Linked DNA regions of Homo sapiens: region 1 is linked to region 2. The links are chromatin loops, found by intact Hi-C in ENCODE. Cell type or tissue: endothelial cell of umbilical vein. All regions are shown on one strand. Each heading gives the region's core, and the rest is flanking DNA. Links, peaks and the distances in the headings are about the cores only.

Region 1 (5,394 bases), core at 57-5,056, 240 kb before region 2:
CAACATGTGAAAAAAAAAAATCTTAGACTGGCCAACCCCCAGCCTACCTGCCAGCTCTCAACAGATGCATATACAAGCCAGCCAAGATTAGCTAAGTCTAGCCCAAGTTAGCAGACCCATCCAGGTGACCCATGTACTGTTGATCAATAATAAATGCTTATTGTTTTAAGCCACTGAATTTTGGGATGCTTTGCTATACAGCAATAGCTAATGTCACAACGTGCCTTTTGTGGTGCAAATGTTTTACTCCCTCTCTGTGGAACAGTTTAAACTTCGTTGCCTTGGCTGAAATCACTGAAACCCTGGCATGTTCAGAAGCCATCAGATGCTCAAGGGAACATATACCTACCCTTGCTACTGCTCAAATAACAAGGAAGAAAGTAGATGGAGACAGCAACACATCTTTGGGATCCTGTAGCTAGCATGAAGTCTGGTGGGGGCAGGTGGGGGGCAGTTGGTAAGAAATTTAGAATTTGCAGAAAACTAGAAAGGAGAATATAAAATACATTTTCACTATAAAGTTAAAAAAACTGTTATTATTTTGTAATATTTGTTTCAACCACTATTTGTAAGACAAAAAAAAAATTATATTTGGCTAAAGTTCCCTTTAACCATTACCTGGGTCTCAAGCCCCTGCCTTTCTTCCACAGGCAAAAATAGCCTGAGTGTGGTATAGTGTGGACTCACATTGTACAATGAAACTTTTTGCTCTTTTACTCATCATAGTTTTGACATACATATATATATGACATACATCCATATGTATATATACATACATGTATAACATATGCATAAATATGTAAATATGTGTTTTACTTATATACATGTTTAGCTTAATACTTTCAACTGCTGTATGACAGTCTATCACATGGATGTAATAGCCTGTATTAATTCCTTTACCATTGTTGAATATTCAGATTGCTTCCAAATTCCCCTTTTACTCATACATAGTGCTGAAATAAATAGCACTTGTATATAATTCCTTGTATTCAAATGCCAGTCTTTCTCTAGGTCACACACCCAGAATTCTGGATGGTGGGACACATACTTTTTTGCATTTTCTAGAGTCTAAATTTATCCCACCAGACAGGAACCTGGCTTTATAAGATTTCCTTGATGGTAAGTTTCAGAGTCGTTGTCTTATGGGACAAATTTATAACACAAGAAGCTAAAATAAAAGAAAAGCTAGATGGAAACTTGAAATCTCTTTGAAATGTTCTCCAAATGGACAAACATATCACATTAGATCATTTCTGAGAAGTCTCAGATTCATTATTCAATAAGGCAAACCAGTTCTTTTGTTTTGTTTTGATTTTCTCAATGGAGAAGTCAAGTTTAAAATCTTGTATTTTACCGTGCCAAGACATGGTATGGTAAACATACCATGGTATGATCATGGTCAAGTTCAAACAACTTTCCCTCTGTAAACAGAACATTACTCTTGTTGCTTAAGTAGTAAGTAGCTAAGTGCTCTTAGATTTTTACACAACCCCGTCAAAAGTGAATTAGCACACAAGAAGCCTGCCGTCATAATAAATGTTCTTCTCAACAAATTGTGTGTACCCTTTGTCTTCTGGGCTCAGTGCAAACCAGCTGATCATAACAGGATGGTGTCAACATCACCCTATTCTTTCGGTTTGTAACCATATCTGAGAGCTGCCTGAGGTTTTCTTGGTTTATGTCAGTTTACATTATAGATATTTTATAATGGAGACGCTCTTAGTTTTAAATTCTTACAACTGGTGATAAGAATTGCTGTTTTGTAGAAGTAATACTATATCATGCACTTTGTATAGAAAAATGAGGAGAAATAAAACTATGGGAAAGCGACATCTTTGTCCTCAAAACTCCCAAGCCAGCCCGATGACAAAATGTTGATTAGTCCAAGTAATAAAATAATTATATTAATGAAGTGAAATCCTGCTGGCTTCCAGAAATCACTCTGAAAGGAACCTCTAACGCTAGTTTTTTAGTTCTTTCCTTTAAGATTTGGGCAATCAAGACTCTGGTTTTTGAAATATCCTGCATGTTTTGTACACGTGAGGGGAATTTTATAAAGAGATTTCAGGTGCTGTCAGTTTTTCGGCGATTATCGGGCAGCTCCAAATTCATCGCTTTCTGCTGTGCTGAAAACTCCTTTGCTCTCTTGCTTCCTGTTGTGTTTTGCCAGCAGGGGGCACTGGAGAGGGACAACTGGACGGGAGAGAGGGGTTCATCTCGATTGGCTTGCTGCTTCGTCAGGATGCAGGGGCGCTTCACTCTGGCTGCAGCGGCTGGTGGCAGCCTCCAACTTCTTTCCGCACTTCCAGAAGCATCCTCCTGGGGCCGGTCGGTCACACCGGCAACAGCTGGGAGGCGCCCCTTCCTCAGCGGCCTGAGCTTAGCCTAGCGTCTCCTCCTCTAAACCCCTGCTCCCAGCAGCAGCCGGGTAGCCCTCCCTCCTCCGCAGGTATCAACATCTATAAACATTTTTAAAGTCCTTGATACATTTGCCAAATTGCTTTCCAGACGAATTATCGTGATTTACACTCTCACTGGTTATGTGCGAAAATGCTTCCAGAAACCCCCTCCCATACGATTGTTGCTAATTAACTAATCATTGTCTTTGGTTGATTTTTATATTTAACTCTTGAATTCAGTGGTTCTCAAATGCTAGCTCCAAGACATGCTGCATCAGAATTATGGGGGAATATAGAGTCCCAGAGCTTACCTCTGGAGATTCTGATTCTGTTGAAGCTTTCTGAAATTAATTGCATAACTTTTCATGTTTTTATATTCAAACTTCTGAGTTTTTGACTTGGAATTATCCAGGCCCTGAAAGTTTGAACCAAATCTACTTCAAAATCATCAGGGCCCACAGTTCTGGCATTTGAATACAAGTTTCATGGCTTGCCCAGTTTCCTCATCTGAAAACTCCATGAACTCTCTTATGGGATTTTTCAGATTGTTTACTACTTGCTGACTTTTTTTTTTTTTTTTTAAATAAAAAAGGGACTTAAAGGAGAATGTCGAACCTGAACCTCAATTGGGGTAACTGCACCGGATCGCTATAGCAAAGGGAAGACCTTGTTTCTGTATTTGTGCTCCCTCTCACCCCTGGCTAGAGCCTCTTACTCTAATTAATACTTTCACCAAAACCTAGAGCCTTGGTTCCTATGTTCAAAAGCTTTTAGAATGGCATATTCTATAGTTTTCCTTATGTCAAGGAGTGGGCCTGAGATATTTCCTGAAAAGAGAGTCTTTGTGAGTACTGATAGACCATGATGGAAGTTGTGAGTACTGATAGACCATGATGGAAGTTTTACTTTGCCTCTGTTTGCCCTCTAAGGTTTATGACACTTTGGTTTTTTAATATAAAATATAAAATGTGGAAGCGGGATGCCTATGGATTCTGAGTATCCAGAATCAGTGTTTGTTTAGTGGTATCTAATTAGGAATGCTATCCATGAGGATGTCAGTGGCCCAGGAGAAAAAGATACAGTAGCTCCAGCTCTTTATTACCTTGGTGAAGGTTGTCACAGTGATGTGGGGAGGCCAAATTTTAGAACGTGAAGGAAAAGTGACCCCAGCCTCTATCACTTAGCAAATTACGACCTGTGGGCCAAATCAGGCCTCCTGCCTGCTTTTCTAAAGTTTTATGGAAACACAGCCACACCCTTTCATTTAAATAGTGTCTGTAACTGCTTTCAAGTTATAATGGCAGAAGTTGAGTGGTTGCTACAGAGACTGCATGGCCTACAAAGCTAAAAATATTCATTATTTGATCCTTTACAGATAATGTTTGCTAAGCCTGATCTAGATTTTCAAATATATTACAGCTGTGCCTGCTTAGTTATTTCTTGCAGTTTCAAAGGATTTTTTTCAGCAGCTGCTATTTTAACATTCATAATTCATTTAATGGACATTTTCCTCATCCCTTTCTATTGATTATATTTGGCAAAGCTATTCTCTTTATATATATATGTATTTTTTTTTTCAAGAAACTTGCACTCTTGGGCTTGTAAATAATGCTATGGTTTTCTATTTTCTAATATATTTGTTTTGATGCTTTAATTATTTCCTTCATCCTACTTATAGACTTAAAAAATCCTTGTCTAAATATATTAAGGTAATTATTATTATTTTTGACCCAACTAACTCCCATTTCTTTTAAAATTATAGGAAACTAATATTTTCCAAATATAAAAACAAACTAAAAACAAAAAGACACAGACACATCAAAGCACAGATAAAAGGGGGAAAAAATCATCCAACATCATGATGCCATAGCTCGTCACCATAACTATTTTGGAGTTTTTCCTTCTAGTCTCTTTTTTAAAAAAAAATTAAGTTTTTTAATAGTAAAGAAACACAATAACATAAAATTAACCATTGCAATCATTTTTTAAGTGTACAGTTCAGTAGTGTTAAGTACATTCACATTGTCGTGCAACAGATCTCTAGAACTTTTTCATCTACCAAAATTGAAACTCTGAACCTATTAAACAAGTCCTCACTTCCCTTTTCCCCCAGCCTCTGGCAACCACCATTGTATTTTCATCTCTATTAATTTGATGACTCCAGGTACCTCATATAAGGGGAATCATACAGTATTTTTCTTTCTGTGACTGCCTTATTTCACTTAGCATAATGTCCTGAAGGTTTATGTTGTTGTAGCATGTGTCAGAATTTCTTTTTATTAAAGCTGAATAATAATCCATTGTATGGATAGACCACATTTTGTTTCTGTTGGTAGACACTAGGGTTGCATCCACCTCTTGGCTATTGTGAATTATGCTGCTGTGAACATGGGTGTGCAAATATCTCTTTGAGATCTTGCTTTCAATTCTTTTGGATATAGAAGTAAAAGTGGGATTGCTGGATAATATGGCAATTCTGTTTTCATTTTTTGAGAAACATCCATGCCGTTTCTGGTAGGCACTGTACCATTTTGTCTCCTTTATGAGGCACAAGTGTTTCAGTGGTTAGTTCAACTCATCATTTTCTTTAAATAAAATTTAAATAAATGTTGCCTAACTGAACCCCCTTTTCTATGCCCCATGGAAAATGCAATCCCCTGCTCGAAATGTCTGTCTTGAAGACTTTTATTGTCATGTTTGCATCAATTTCTTCTCTTATTGTTTTCCTCTATTTTCTCTTTTTTCTGGGAGTATTTCTCAATTTTTATTCTTATATTACTAGTCAATTGTAAATCACCTGCCACCAGCTAACTTAAATTTAACAATGTTTTTTATTTCCTTGAAGTCTCTTTCTCCTGACCTGCTTGCTTTTTAGTAAGACAAATAGATTGAGAAAAGAAATGCTTTCTTAAAAAATGAGATTCTGAAAACCCTGACCACTTAGCTCGTGGATTAAAAAAAATCTTTTTCTCAGCATTTAGATGAGATTTTGTAT
Region 2 (5,394 bases), core at 302-5,301:
CCCTGCCATTTTCTTTTGCCTTCCATTTCCATTTCTTTTATCTATAATCTGTACTCTAGCTAAGCTCTGAAAGATTGTCTTTTTTTAGTTCTCACCATGAAGGTTGAATTATAGCTCTAATTTGTTTATTGCCTGCAATACATTTATGATACGTGCATATGTGTGTGTCTGTGCATTTATGAATGTGTCATGCATATATATGTACACATACATACTCATGCATGTACACACCCACATATTCAGGCACTTATATACCATTGTACAGATGAGAAAACTGAAGTTCGGAGAAGTAAAATAATTTCTCCAAGGTCACTCAGAGAGTGAAGTTTAGTTTCTTTTTAGTCCATTTTAACTTACTCCACTTAAAGCCACTCTTGAAAGAGTTGCCAAATCTTGTCAAATTTTGTTAATTTAAAACTTTCACTATGACACATTTTAAGCATATAGACAGAAAGAGAGAATAATATCAAGAAAATCCATGTATTATCCTATACTTGTTTTCACATTTTAGAAAGGAATGATGCCTTACAGAGAAGTAGCTGTTGTATACTTCTTCCTGATCGCATTTTCCCTACCCCCTCCCCAGAGGTAACATTTTCATGATTTTAAAAAATAATTCACATGCTTGCTTTTACATTATTTCTATATACAAATGGATTTATACAAATATATACTTAGTTTTAGCTTTTAAGCTTTTAAGTAATATCTGTTTTGCAGCAGTTGCTTTTTGTTAACATTATGTTTTTGAGTTTTTTCCATGTTGATGGGAGTGACTCCCTTTTGCATTCATTTTAATTGCTCACAGTAGTCCATTGTATGAATATTCCGCAATTTATTTACCTGGTCTCTTGCCAATATATAATTATTCTTTTTCCACATTTTTATTTAAAAAACAATAATGTCACTGTCTGCATCTTATTCTGCCTCTCTGCAACATTTGCCATAATTGACCATCTTTTATTGTACAATTTTTTTTTCTCTTGGCTCTATAACCTCAAGAGTCTTGGTTTTTCCCCCTTCTCCTCTGGCTACTTCTTGGTTTTCATTACCTTCTTTCTTCTGTGTAACCTAAAAATGTCAAAATTCCCCACTCTTGGTCTTGAATCCTTTTCCCTTATCTCTCTTTCCATTTTTTTTTTTCCTGGAAGATCTCACTTATTTATGTGACTTTAAATATAGGTTGATACTCTTCAAAGTGGTGTCTCCTGTCCATACCTCCCCTCTAAGCTCCAGACTCATGAATCATGACAATTGCCTACTTGACTCCTCCTCTTAGGTATCTCAGAGGCCATTCAAGGTCAAACTTAGGACATCTAAGAAAAAAAAAAGGAACTCCTGATTTTTCTGTGTAAACCTGTAATAAAGAGCTTTTAAAATGGCCCTCAACAAGCTGGCCTCCTAGTATTCACATTTTGTCACATCTTTGTGTAATCTCCTCCCTTGTGTACAGACTGGACTCACTGAATTGCTTCTAATGAATCTATGGCAAAAATGATGGGATGCCACTTCCAAGATTAGGTTACAAAAGACTGACTTCCATCTTGTTTGCATTCTCTGTGGCTTTCCTTACTTGTTCACTCTGAGGAACCCATTTGTCATGTTCTGAACTGCCTGATGGAGAGAACCACATATCAAGGAACTGAGAACAGCCTTGGGCCAACAACCATTTGATTGTTAAAGGACTGGACTCTGCCAATGACTACAGGAGTGTGAACTTGGAAGTGGTTCCTGCCACAGTTAAGCCTGATGACTGCAACTACTGCTGACACCTCAATTGCACTCTTGTGAGAAACCCTGAGCCAGAGAGGGTGCAGCTAAACCACACTGGGGCACCTGACCCACGGAAATAATGACATAATAAATGTTTGTTATTTTAAGCTGCTCATTTTGGGGGTAATTTGTTACATAGTATTAGATAACTAATATAACTAATACAAGTCCTATTCATCTCTCAGTGGTCTACATATCAATAAACAATTCACTTGGATATTCAGATTATAAAGTCTTTCTTGACTCATGCCTCTTTCTTATCCTCCACAGCAACCCATTTGCTAGTCCTGTAGCTTCTATCTCCGTTGGCATACACTAGGCCAAGCCACCATCATCTCTTGCCTTGAGAGAGAAATAAGAGGTCTTTAGACAGAATCCTTAGGGAATGTTAAGGTTGTTTTATCCTCCTGTCTTCTTTTCCTTATCAATTTATTTGTTTACTTATTTAATACATTTTTATGTATCACTGAGGTCCTTTTTTAAGTACTAGGGATGGAGATAAAAACTTAACATTGTTCCTGCATCATGGATTTTGCAATAAAATAAGGGAGATATAAATTAATTTAACCGAGAAATGTGAAAAGTCTCTGAAAAGGAGATAATTGGTTCTATGAGAAGAAGATCATATTATTTCATATTGCTACCCAATATACTAATGATTTCTCAAGGAAATGATATTGAGGATCTTTCTTGATCCCAACTTGTTTAAGGCATAATTTTCAAGCACTGTGCAGAAAGTGGTGGTTGATAAAGCTATGCATGTGCCATTGTATTCTATCCTTTAATTGTTCTCTTTCCTTCCTTAATTACCCTCCCCATGTATGAATCACTAGGAGTGAAGTCTTAAATACCAGCAACTGTGTCTGGGCATTCTGCCCTTCACCATCAATGAGTTGGTCAAGCAATAATTATCAAGATTGCATTATACCTAAGGAGGGAAAAAAAAACATTAATTCGTATTTTTCTTGTAATATATAATGGGTGATATATATATTTCATGTCATAAATCATGGCTTAATACAAGCGTGTAATGGTGTAGGATTTCTCTTTAACTGATCACGTCATGTTTTTAGAATCATGAAATCTCTTAGATTGAAATGGTGACTTTTACTGGTTTTTGTGTTCACTCTCCCATATAGTATAGGAATTTGCTCTATAGCCTTCATAACTGGTGATTTTCCAACTTCTGCATAATCACTTCTAGTGATTGTCAACTCATTATCTCACAAGGCAGCTTATTTGATTGTTAAAAAGATGAAATTGTTGTAACTTCTTATATCACTTAGAGTTCTGCTTCCTTTTGACTTATATCTGTTCAACCTGTTTACTTGCAAAAACGAAGTAATCTAATCTAGGGCTCATTGTTACTCTGAAAATTCTTATCAAAAGGCTTAAACTCCTTATGACTAAGGCTTTTTAGATGGCTTATTACTTGTAGGTCTTCAAAGTTAATTCAGTTTGTTCTCTCATCAGTCCAATGTATTCTTTATCTATAGCTAGAGACAATCTTCAAATCTTGAATTGTGAGAAACTATAATTTCCTCAACCACATAAATATTTGATGCCATCATGTGATGTGAGTGAGTAATCTGTGTGAGGAAAACTAAAATCAGCCTGAAACAATTTCTTCCTGTTACATTGAGTGTGACAGAGTGATCAGCAATAACTGTTCAGGGAAGTCAATACTCATTCTTCAGCCTTTGCTTCCTGAAAATAAATTTGCTGAGGTATAAATAAAATAAGCAACAATAGTCCTGATGCAAAAAAAAAATCAAATAAAAATATTTCAGTCCTTGATTCTTTTAAATTGGACTTCATAATGCAGTTATTGACATCGAATGAAATATTTTAAACTAAATTGTTTTCCTAGTCAAAAGGAATAGTAAAACTAATATCTGGGTTAGGTTACTTGTATAGATGAAATTACTCCTGAGAAATGGCCAGTGTAATCTTAAATATAAAGAAATCATTTGCTTATAAACCACTGAAAATAAACCATTTTCTATTGTCTGGTGTTTAAATAGTGCTCATATCTTTGAAGTTCCTATAAGATGGAAGAAGCAAGTTTATTAAATAAGTCACTAGTCTTCTTCTGTTGCCAACCATTGAATTTTATAACCCAACATAAAGGATGCGTTCGTTTTCAATTGCTGCATAACAAATTGCCACAGAATTAGTGGCTTAAAAAACATGCAGTTTATATGGGCCAGGAGTCCATGTGTGGCTTAACTACGTTCTCTGCTCAGCACGTCACAAGCTTGAAAGCAAGATGTCAGCCAGGCTGAGTCCACTACGAAGCTCATGAGGTTTTTGGCAGAATTGAGTCTTTTGCACTTATAGGACTGAAGTCCCCACTTTTCTTGTTGGTGGCCAGCTGCTTCTTCAAAACCAGCAGGAGAATCTCTCTAATCTCTAGGCATTCTTTTGTTGTTGTTAATGTGTGGGGATTGTTTGTTTGTTTGAATAGACTTTATTTTTTAGAGCATTCTTAGGTTCACAGCAAGACTGGGAGGAAGTTATAGAGATTTCTCCATATACTCCCTAGCCCCACACATGCATAGCCTTCGCCATTATCAGCATCTCACACTAGAGTGGTACATTTGTTACAATTCATGAACCTACATTGCTACATCATTATCACCCAAAGCCTATGTTTTATATTAGGGTTCATTCTCGGTGTTGTACATTTTATGGGTTAAGACAAGTGTGTAATAACATGTGTCTACCAATATAGTATCATAAAGAGAAGTTTCACTGCCCTAAAAATCCTCTGTGTTCTACGTATTCATCTCTTATTTCCCCCCAACTCCTGAGAACCACTGATCTTTTTACTATCTGCATAGTTTTGACTTCCACAATGTCATATAGTTGGAATCATGCAGTATATAGCCTTCTCAGATTGGCTTCTTTCACTTAGTAATATGTATTTAAGTTTTCTCCATGTCTTTTCATGGCTTGATAGCCCACTGCTTTTTAGTGATGAATAATATTCCATTGTCTGAATGTACCACAGTTTATACATTTATCTACTAAAGGATGTCTTGGTTGCATCCAAGTTTTGGCAATTATGAATAAAGCTGCTGTAAACATCCATGTGCAAGTTTTTGTGTGGACATAGGTTCTCAACTCCTTTGGGAAAGTACCAAAGAGTGTAACTGTTTGATTGTATGGTAAGAGTATGTTTAGTTTCATAAGAAACTGCTAAACTGTCTTCCAAAGTGGCTGTACCATTTTGCATTCCCACTAGCAATGAGTAGGAGTTCTTGTTGCTACACGACCTTGCTAACATTTGTTGTTGATAATGTTCTGGATTTTGGTCAGTCTAATAGGTGTGTGGTGGTATTTAGTTGTTTTAATTTGCATTTCCCTGGTGACATGATGTGGAATATCTTTTCATATGCTTATTTGCCATCTGTATATCTTCTTTGTTGAAGTGTCTGTGAATTTCTTTGGCCCATTTTAAAAATTGGGTTACTTATTTAATTATTGAGTTTTTGGTATATTTCGGATAGCAGTCCTTTATCAGATGTATCTCTTGCAAATATTTTCTACCAGTCAGTGGCATATCTTTTCATTCTGTTGACAGTGTCTTTTGCAGAGCAGATATTTTTAATTTTAATGAAG

The links. A loop is a pair of places that touch in the nucleus more often than their neighbours do. Peaks named below come from ENCODE experiments on the same cell type or tissue, not always from the same donor. Only the 100,000 strongest peaks of a DNase experiment are listed, where the experiment ranks them.
Region 1: a loop joins it to region 2, with 2.4 times the contacts of the local background. A loop is called at or near these places in 1 of 110 quality-filtered maps.

Annotation. Positions count from the first base shown.
Region 1 is chrX:11,785,514-11,790,907 of GRCh38, forward strand. No RefSeq gene overlaps it. Among named protein-coding and RNA genes, the nearest start is that of MSL3, 30 kb to the left of the region's middle. In endothelial cell of umbilical vein, for the core only: a CTCF peak has its summit at 2,172 (motif pointing right); a DNase peak (open chromatin) is centred at 2,188.
Region 2 is chrX:12,024,082-12,029,475 of GRCh38, forward strand. It overlaps a transcript of FRMPD4 not described here. Among named protein-coding and RNA genes, the nearest start is that of FRMPD4, 110 kb to the right of the region's middle. In endothelial cell of umbilical vein, for the core only: no CTCF peak of the experiment used is centred there; a DNase peak (open chromatin) is centred at 2,580; H3K27ac peaks cover 199 bases; H3K27me3 peaks cover 777 bases.